3 separate regions of the Homo sapiens genome follow, and regions 1 and 2 are each linked to region 3. Evidence: chromatin contacts called from ENCODE Hi-C data. All regions are on one chromosome and are shown on one strand. Each heading gives the region's core, a stretch centred on a gene start or an enhancer-like site at or near the end of the contact. The rest is flanking DNA. Distances are from core to core; before and after follow the strand shown.

The links. Hi-C counts contacts between places; a loop is a spot of excess contacts on that map. Pooled maps may share reads with other maps.
Region 1: a loop to region 3 is called in a map of B cell, with 14 times the contacts of the local background. The contact joins the promoter of CUL5 here to the promoter of MSANTD4 in region 3. A Hi-C loop is called at or near these places in 2 of 168 maps with a recorded cell type or tissue (B cell and naive thymus-derived CD4-positive, alpha-beta T cell) and 11 of 50 pooled maps.
Region 2: a pooled map shows a loop between it and region 3 (5-fold over the local background). The contact joins the enhancer-like site here to the promoter of MSANTD4 in region 3. A Hi-C loop is called at or near these places in 3 of 50 pooled maps.

The regions. Positions count from the first base shown.
Region 1 is chr11:108,007,532-108,010,255 of GRCh38, reverse strand. CUL5 (cullin 5) reads right to left here and starts at 1,358. Exons shown (of 19, transcript NM_003478.6): 1 at 884-1,358. The coding sequence starts at 907. RefSeq lists enhancers at 844-1,033, 1,134-1,233.
Region 2 is chr11:104,875,022-104,877,814 of GRCh38, reverse strand. LOC107984380 (a long non-coding RNA gene) reads right to left here. Exons shown (of 3, transcript XR_007062985.1): 3 at 2,247-2,540. Among named protein-coding and RNA genes, the nearest start is that of CASP4, 92 kb to the left of the region's middle. RefSeq lists a silencer at 490-579. Within about 2 kb of position 1,339, at least 3 of the 41 ENCODE cell types and tissues checked have a DNase peak (open chromatin) inside an H3K27ac peak, as active enhancers do.
Region 3 is chr11:106,020,728-106,023,690 of GRCh38, reverse strand. MSANTD4 (Myb/SANT DNA binding domain containing 4 with coiled-coils) reads left to right here and starts at 1,451. Exons shown (of 3, transcript NM_032424.3): 1 at 1,451-2,729. RefSeq lists enhancers at 910-979, 1,810-1,929 and a silencer at 1,370-1,479.

The DNA.
Region 1 (2,724 bases), core at 109-2,608, 2.0 Mb before region 3:
TTTTGCCATTAATATTATGTTCCCTGAGCTATTCACTACCCCCATTTCTGTCCGTACTTTTAAGGCAAATGATTAACTACTACAGACACATACACAGAACAGACTAGTTCTAAGTCTTCCTCATTCTTCTCCAAACTTTTTAACTGGTGGAGAATCTGCCCCTGTGGGCCTAGATCTCCCTTGCTATATAAAACTAACTTTAAATACTGTCTTTGACAAGGTAACTTTCCTGCGCCCTAAAACGATGGTATCGCTTCATCAGTTGTCATCTGGTTGTGTCCTGTAACTGGGTGGGGGTTAGAAAGCAGTTTCCTAAGGAAAAAGATGAACTCAAGAATGGGAGAATTAGGAGGGAAGGTGTAACACGCAGAAAAGGGAGGAAGGGGGGTGGAGTGGGAGGCACTGCTGGTCTGACTCGGAATTTCGTGCAGACAGAACGAGAACAGAAATGGAAGAAGTGGGGGGTCGAGTCACTGAAACCTGTTAGGCAGCATTTTCTTGGTTTTTCCTTTGATGCGTCTTAGACATTGCTTTACAAGAAACTGAGACCTAACAGTACTAACGGCCCAGCTGGTCAGGACACCGCACGACCATTCATCTCCCGCTCCCGGCCAGAGCTGGTCCCTTGAAAGCATCGCTCCTCGCCAGCGCTCAGCCAGGCTTTTCTCCCAGCGGCCAGTCGGCGGGAGCGACCACCAGAGCCTGTCGACCCCAAGGCCACAGACCCGCGTTCCGGTACTCGCCGGCTGCCACCGCGGCTTCCCTGCCAGTGGACAACCCCTGAACACTCCCACACTTCGCAGCTGAACCTGAGCCGTGCCTTTCCCAAAGAGCCGAACCCGGCGGCCACACAGTAAAACCCAAGCTGGAGTGAGGGTCTTACCTTTAACAGATTAGACGTCGCCATGTTCTTTAACTTGGACTCTCGCGAGACGACGCGAGAATTCGTGGCGCTCCCGGCCAGGCCTTGACCGGAGGCCGGAGCTCCCACCAGGGCCCAGGGCCCGTCGGCCCGCACCAGGGTGTGGTGGGCGCTGGAGCAGCGCGCCGACAGCGCTGACCTCGTCCCAAGCACCAGGAGCTTCCTCACTCTTCTCCCCTACATGGTCACCGGAGCTTCCCCACGCGAAAGACCTCATGCACGCGCTCAGGAAGACCGGAACGGCGAATGCTGAGAAGGTAACGGGAGCCGACCTGACTTGGAAGAGGAAGCATCGACTCCACGAGCCTCCCCGACTCCTTCGGATTAGCCTTTGTGGTTGCACCCGCCGCGGCCACCTGCAACGAATTTAGCTCGGCTTAGGCCCCGCAGCTCAGGTTCCGCGGCCACGTCACGTGACGCGAGGGCGGGGACGCGCTCGGGAGCGAGCGTGGGAGCCTGGAAGCCTCGGTGGGTCCCGAGGCTGCAGCGAGGCCGGGACCGTGCCCTCTGCTGGCGGGACCTGGCGTTTTCCGGCACCCCGCCCCAAATCCCGGACTCGGTGTTAAGGGAGGTGCATTGTCCTGAAATGCTTACAACAGCTGTCTTCAATAACTCGTGCATAGAATGCGCCCAGTAAATATGTGTTGACTGCACAAGCGTGATGACTCTTAATATTTCTATTCAGGAATGCTTGGCACTTAGATAAAATATTGTTCAGTGCTTTGGGAGGCCGAAGGGGGAGGATCACTTGAGGCCAGTTCAACACCCTCGTCATTACAAAAAAGTTTGAAAAAAAAAAAAAAAGATTGTTTAGAGAATGAATATTAATCTTCGATTTTCTGAAGGCACATTATCCTAGAAGATCCTAAACCATAAGCCTCCGGGTTTTACCCCTTCAGACCACACACCACTGGCCAATGAGATAATATAATTTACATGTGGAACCTGCAGGATACCTGGTATTGTATTTTGCAGGTTTACAAACAGCCTTCATACGGCCATAATGCGTAGAAATAAGTAAGAGCTCTGGACTAAGAGAAGAGGGATGGGCCTACTTAAAGAATCCAATCAAGTAGTTAATACTTGTTTGAGCACTTGTATATACTAGGCACAGGAAATACAGGATTAAATAAAAGAGAAGACCCCTGCTCGTTTGGAGTTTATGGCCTAATAAGGTAGCCAAATGTTAAGGATGGCTACACAAGTCAAATATTACTTAGTGGGAGTTGTGATAAATATTGCAAAGAGGCCGGGCGCAGTGGCTCACGCCTATAATCCCTATAGGGCCCCGTGGCTCACGCCTATAATCGGCACTTTGGGAGGCCGAGACACCTGCGGTCAGGAGTCCGCGACCAGCCTGGCCAACATGGTGAACCCCTGTCTCTACTAAAAATACACAAATTAGCCGGGCATGGTGGCGGGCACCTGTAATCCCAGCTACTCGGGAGGCTGAAGCAGGAGAATCGCTTGAACCCTGAAGGTGGAGATTGCAGTGAGCCGAGATCGCGCTATTGCACTCCAGCCTGGACGACAGAGCGAGACTCTTGTCTCAAAAAAAAAACAAAAAAAACAAAAAAAAACTACAAACAAAAAAATACAGTGTGCACTTGAGAGCGTAGGAAGGGAAAGGAAACTAGTATCCTAATCTCCATCTACCCAAGCCACCCTTTGCTTATGCTTAACTGAACCTTAAGACAACTTTTGAGAGCTTGATTTCAGCGTCCTACTGTCAACCGAAGCATTCCAATTTTCCTAACTCACTTGTTCTGGAAACACCACTGCTACAACTCTGACTTCAATAA
Region 2 (2,793 bases), core at 90-2,589, 1.1 Mb after region 3:
ATAAATTTATATTCCTTAATGAGACTAAACTATGTGTGCTTTAGAGAAAATGTAATATACTTAGAACTGGTGTGTCTGCCCTTAAGTAATTTAGGAAGAAATTCATCTTTTATGTTTACTGTTGGAGAGAATAGGGAATATTCCCCAACCCAAAGGAATAGATTCCCCAGGTTTCATCAGTGTGAGCATAGTCTGGGCAGAAGAAGAAAGTCTAAGGCACCAGACTTTGAATAATTCAAGAAGGAAAAGAGAAATGACTTTTATGATAGTTTAAGTTTCTAAAGAAAGGCAAGTAGAAGTGTTTTTGTTATTGAAAGTGGACCTCTGGAAGAAGACATGGATTTTGAAGACAAACTGAAAATTAAAATTAATTGAAACATACTAGATTCTTAAACTAGTGCATATATGAGCACGCACATACACTCCCACCCCACCCCCCCCACACACACACACTGAGGCATGAGAATAGGAAGTCACACTTTTTTCCTTCCTCTCTGTCTTATTTTCGTTTTACTTTCATAGCCCTTGATTCTCAGAACTGCTTAATCTTTTTCTGAAGTTCAGTGTATTTTTGGTCTGAAACGGCAATTCTCAGCAAAATGACACTCCTATTTTCTGATTATTTCAGAACTAGAAAAGCAAAGTGTTGGCCTTCTGAGATTTAAGAAAAAATCATATTGTTTATTTCTAGTCTCATGCACTCAACCAATCACTCACCTCCACATTTCTGACACTAGATGTATGGGAGTCTTGCCCCACACACCAAATAATTCTCCGGCAGACACTAGCTGGGTTTCCTATAATTCAATTTAATTCTGACACTATCTAGATAGATAATGGGATCTGGATAGTGTCTGATATGGTTTGGCTGTGTTCCCATGCAAATCTCATCTTGAATTGTAGTTCCCATAATTTCCATATGTCCTGCGAGAAACCTGATGGGAGGTAATTGAATCATGGGGGCTATTTTACCCATGCTATTCTTGTGATAGTAAGTTCTCATGAGATCTGATGGTTTATAAGGGGCTTCTCCCTTCACTTGGTTCTCATTCTCTCTCCTGCTGCCATGTGAAAAAACACATGTTTGCTTCCCTGTCTGCCAGGATTGTAAGTTGTCTGAGGTCTCCCCAGAGATGCTAAACTGTGAGTCAATTAAACCTCTTTCCTTTATAAATTACCCAGTCTTGGGTATGTCTTTATTAGCAACATGAGAATGGACTAATATGGTGTCAGATCCCACAAGTTAAAGGCTTATTACCATAAAAATTTCCCCCACTTCAAAGGCCAATTGCAAGTAGTAGGTTATCAACAATACTTCCTCTTAACCAGCTATAAATCATGTTTTGCATTAGTGGCTCACAGAAGTCAGAGAAACAGTTTACTTAGAATTACTGGCTTATTAATCATGGATATAACCAAGGATACAGATGAACAGCCAGAGGAAGAGGTACATAGGGTGAGGTCTGGAAGGATAGCTTCTGTCCCTATGGAGTTGAGGTGCACCATCCTCCCAGCACTCAGATGTGTTCACCAACTCAGAAGCTCCTGAACCCCATAGTTCAAAGATTTTTAGGGAGGCTTCATCATGTAGCCATGACTGATTATAAACTCCATTTGCAGCCCTTCTCTTCTCTTTGAGGAATGGGGGGTGGGGATGAGAGCTCCAAGCATATAACCACGGTTTAGTCTTTCTGGTGACCAGCCCCATCCTAAAACCCACCAAGTCACCTCATTACAACCAAAGATACTTCTATTACCCAGGAAATTCAAAAGGATTTAGGACCTCTGTGCCAAGACCCTACATCAAAGACCAAATATTAGAACAAACAATTAACCTACCACCTTTATCTACAATGTTACTAGGAGCTTTGTCTCAGGAATCAGGGCAGAGACTAAACATTAGAACAAAAGATTCTTTTAGCACCTCTATTGCTCAGAAAATTGCAATAGTTTTAGGAGTTCTGTGCTAGGGACTGGGGTTAGAGACCAATATGTGTATTTCTTATTACTTCACTGATCTTCCCTGTCTGAAGAAAAGTACAGAAAAGAAGATGTTCCCTGAGCATGAGAAAACAGGAGACCAATTTTCCTAATTTTTATTCATTGGGCAGCAAGTGATATCTTCACAGGATAACAAGTGACAGAAAGGAGAGAGTCTGCTAAAGTAATATTAGATATCCCCATCTCTTTTGCATCCTCGCCAACCCTACTCCTGCCTCTGATTCATTCTCGAAACAATAGCCTGAGTGGTCTTACAAAATCTTAAAACAAAAAATCCTTAACAAACCTTTCCGACGCTGCTAACTTCGTTTTATATAATTTGTTTTCTCTGAACCACATGCAGACAAGCAGTTTCTCACCTAAGGGCCTCAGGGCCTCCAGGCATTCACATGTTGTTTTTTTCTGCTTGTAATACAGTAATTTTCCTTTCATTGTCCATTGGGCTAACTCATATGCCTTCTTCAGCCATCATCTTAAGAGGCACTTCCTCAGAGAGGACTTCTCTGATCCTCAGTCTAAACTGGATATCCTGTTATTTACTGGCATAAAAATGAGATTTTAAAAAATCCTTCAATGTACTTGTCACAAATTGTAATTATATATTTACCAATTTTTTTGTTTAATGTCTATCCTTTCCTAAAACTATAAGCATTTATTAGGGTAAACGATCCCCCTTTTATTCTCATCTGCACAGAACCTACCAAATTATATAAAATAGAATTTGTGCTCAGAAATACTTAGGGAATGGAATAAATTCTCAAATAAAGCATATGTTCCCAAAATGTATATGGA
Region 3 (2,963 bases), core at 202-2,701:
TTCACAACAGTAAACAAGAAAAGCCCCACCCACATAAAATATGTGGGAAGTGCTGTCAGAGGAAAGGCCGTGATGAGAGCTCGCTGAAGTAGGCTTGCAGATTTAGTAAACAAAAATTTTTATTTTTTTAAATTTAGCAAATAAACATATGGATACCAAATATTCCATTGGACAGATTAAAAATTATTTGCTTTTTATCTGAACTTCAAATTTAACTGAGCGTCCTGTTTTTATCTGGCAAACCTACAGGGAAGGGAATACTTGGAAGTGGAGGGAGGGTGAATGGAGATAATTTTGGAAGCCTTCCTTTAGAAAGGAATTTCTAAAAATGAATGCTAGGCATAGCGGAGAAGCAGGGAGGAAACACAGCAATGCAAACTGACTTCCCAGTAGCCACTGTAGAGTTCAGGAACTGAAAGAAGCAAAGGGAATGGGGTAAGGAAGAAGAAATGTGGGTATAATGTCGAGAGATGAAGGTTGAGGGAAAAGTAGGTGCCTTATTTTTCAGGTTCGATAAGGAGTTTGTACTGTATCACCAGTGGTGAGATTCCACTAAAAAACTTTAAGCAGCTCATTTTGGCTACAACGTGAAGAATGAACTACAGTCCGGCAGACAGGATGTTGGGAGACCAGCTAGGAGGCTACTGATGGAATTCAGGTGAGTCCACAGAGGCCTGGACAGAGGCAGCGGGAAGAAAGGTGCACTAATCACAAACACCTGAACGTGAGACGGCAGAAAATAAGCAACTGCAAACTTGAATATAGAGGAGGACTGGGAGAGAAGAAAGCAGAAGCACATATTTGGGGAAACAGTGAAGAATGGTAAAAAAAAAAAAAAAAAAAAAAAAAAATTCAAATGTCTTCTGGGAAGTATATAGTATGATAAGGACTAAGAAGTGACTCCTAGATTTAGCCATAAGGAAGTCACCAGCGACCTTTGGCACGGGCAGCCTTAGAGGAATGGCTGAGGCCAATTAGGTCGCAGCTGGTCGAGGAGAAGGTGATGCTGGCCTAAGAACCCGACTGGAGCAGCACAAGTTTCCTACTTCTTCTTTGCCCTTTTAACAGGTGAGGGTCAAGGACAAGAGACGAGTTTGGAGATGCAGCGGCCAGTGCCCCAATCAGTTGGAACAGCGCAGCAAGCGGATCTCTAGGGGCCAATCCCTTCCTAGAGTCCACTTGACTGACAGAGCTGCGCGCCACAGACGGGGCACAGACAGGGAGGTGAATCACGAGGGGGCGGAATTCCAGGGCACTAACCCGGAACCGGTTTGGGACTTGATTCCCATTGTGAGGCCAGGCCTAGGGCGGGCTCTCAGCCAGAATGGCTACACCATTCTAACCAATGGATGAGACTCATCAAATGAGCGGCAGCCATATGAGCCATTGGGGTGGCGGGAGATGGGCGGGCCCAGTTAGTGGGCGGGGGATCAATGAAGCATCTTTTTTCCTACCCCCCTTGGGGCGACCGTGGGGAGGTGCCGCCGGGGTCGCAGGTGAGCGGTTCTATGCTGGAGGAGGCGGCCAGGGAAGCGGCGGCTCCGTGACCAGTGGGTGCCCTCGCAGTGGGTAGGGTCCCGGAGGGGTCAGCGGCAATTGGCGCAACGCTTGCTGCCGGGTTTGGTCCAAGGGCTGCGACGTAGCGGGACTGCACGCTCGGGAGAAGTGCCACGCGCGTCTGTCGCCTGACCGGGGAGGCTGGGGAGGGCCCAGGCCACGGAAACAAGACTGCAGAAGTTTCTGGGCACTCAGTCGGGACTCTCATTTAATACCCAGAGAGAGGAGATCTTCCAGGTTGCCCCGACTCCCACCGGGACTCCTACCAGCAGCAACCTCATCATTGTGGCCGAGGCAGGTGCGCGCCCCTGCTCCCCTGGGTGGCCTTCCGGGAGCCCAGTCTAACTCGATTCTTCCCAGGGGCTCTTTTTGGACGGTCCCAAAGGAGGCAGCGGGAGGGAGGTGAAAGATACTTTGATAACCGTCGACCCATAAGTATACTTGTTATGCACCTACCACGAGTTTTAGAGAAGAACATACTTTTTGGCAGGGAAGTGAATCCCCTATAAGAATATAGGGGAGGGGAAAGCCACACTTTAAAGAGAATTTGGGTAGGGTTTGATATTGTAGATTTGTGATGCTTTTCTTCTTGAACTGCTTAACTAATTTACCCTCAAATTTTTTTGATCCGGAACTTGCCGTCTGGTTTTTCTCAGACTTCTTAATTCTGACTTATCATGAAGTATCTAGGAACTTCATTCTCAAGTTTTAGTGCTTGTAAAAAGTTGCCTGGTTATATTATGCCATTGGCAGTACATCATCTTCACAAGGATTACGTAAGTGAACTACATCTCATTCCTGTTTCCAACTAGTGAAGAACGATTGTGAAATGGGATTTTAGAAAATGGCTGTTCTCTGTGATTGGGCATAGAAGGTTTGTAAGTTTTAGAGACTGCAGCTGTTGAATCCTTTCTGCTAAGAGAGCGATGACAGGCAATAGAAAAGGGATAGTGTTTGACATCTAAAATGACATATTTTCACATTTTATGAGGTGTTATATCCCCAGCACCAAAAATAGTGCCTTTCACACAGTAGGAGCTCAGTAAGTATTTTTTGAGGAAATTATTGGGGAATGAATGGATGGTAGAAAACCCAAGCTTCTGTTACTTGGATACCGGCATATAAAGGAGAGGACAGGAAGACAAACATTTCTGGAAATGGCTTTTATCCAGGTAAGCATATCTACAGAACTTCAACAACTCAAGATGCATCAATGCTGGCACTTTCTTGCACTTAATCAGAAAATATCAAGGTTTTAGAAGAAGATTTTCACACAATTAAGCCAAGACTGGGTATCTAAGGTGCATCCCAATATCAATTTCAGTCAGGTTAAAAATGTATTAAAGCCCATTTGATTAAATGAAATAGTTCATCAGTTCAGAATAGATCAGTCAGGACAACGGGAT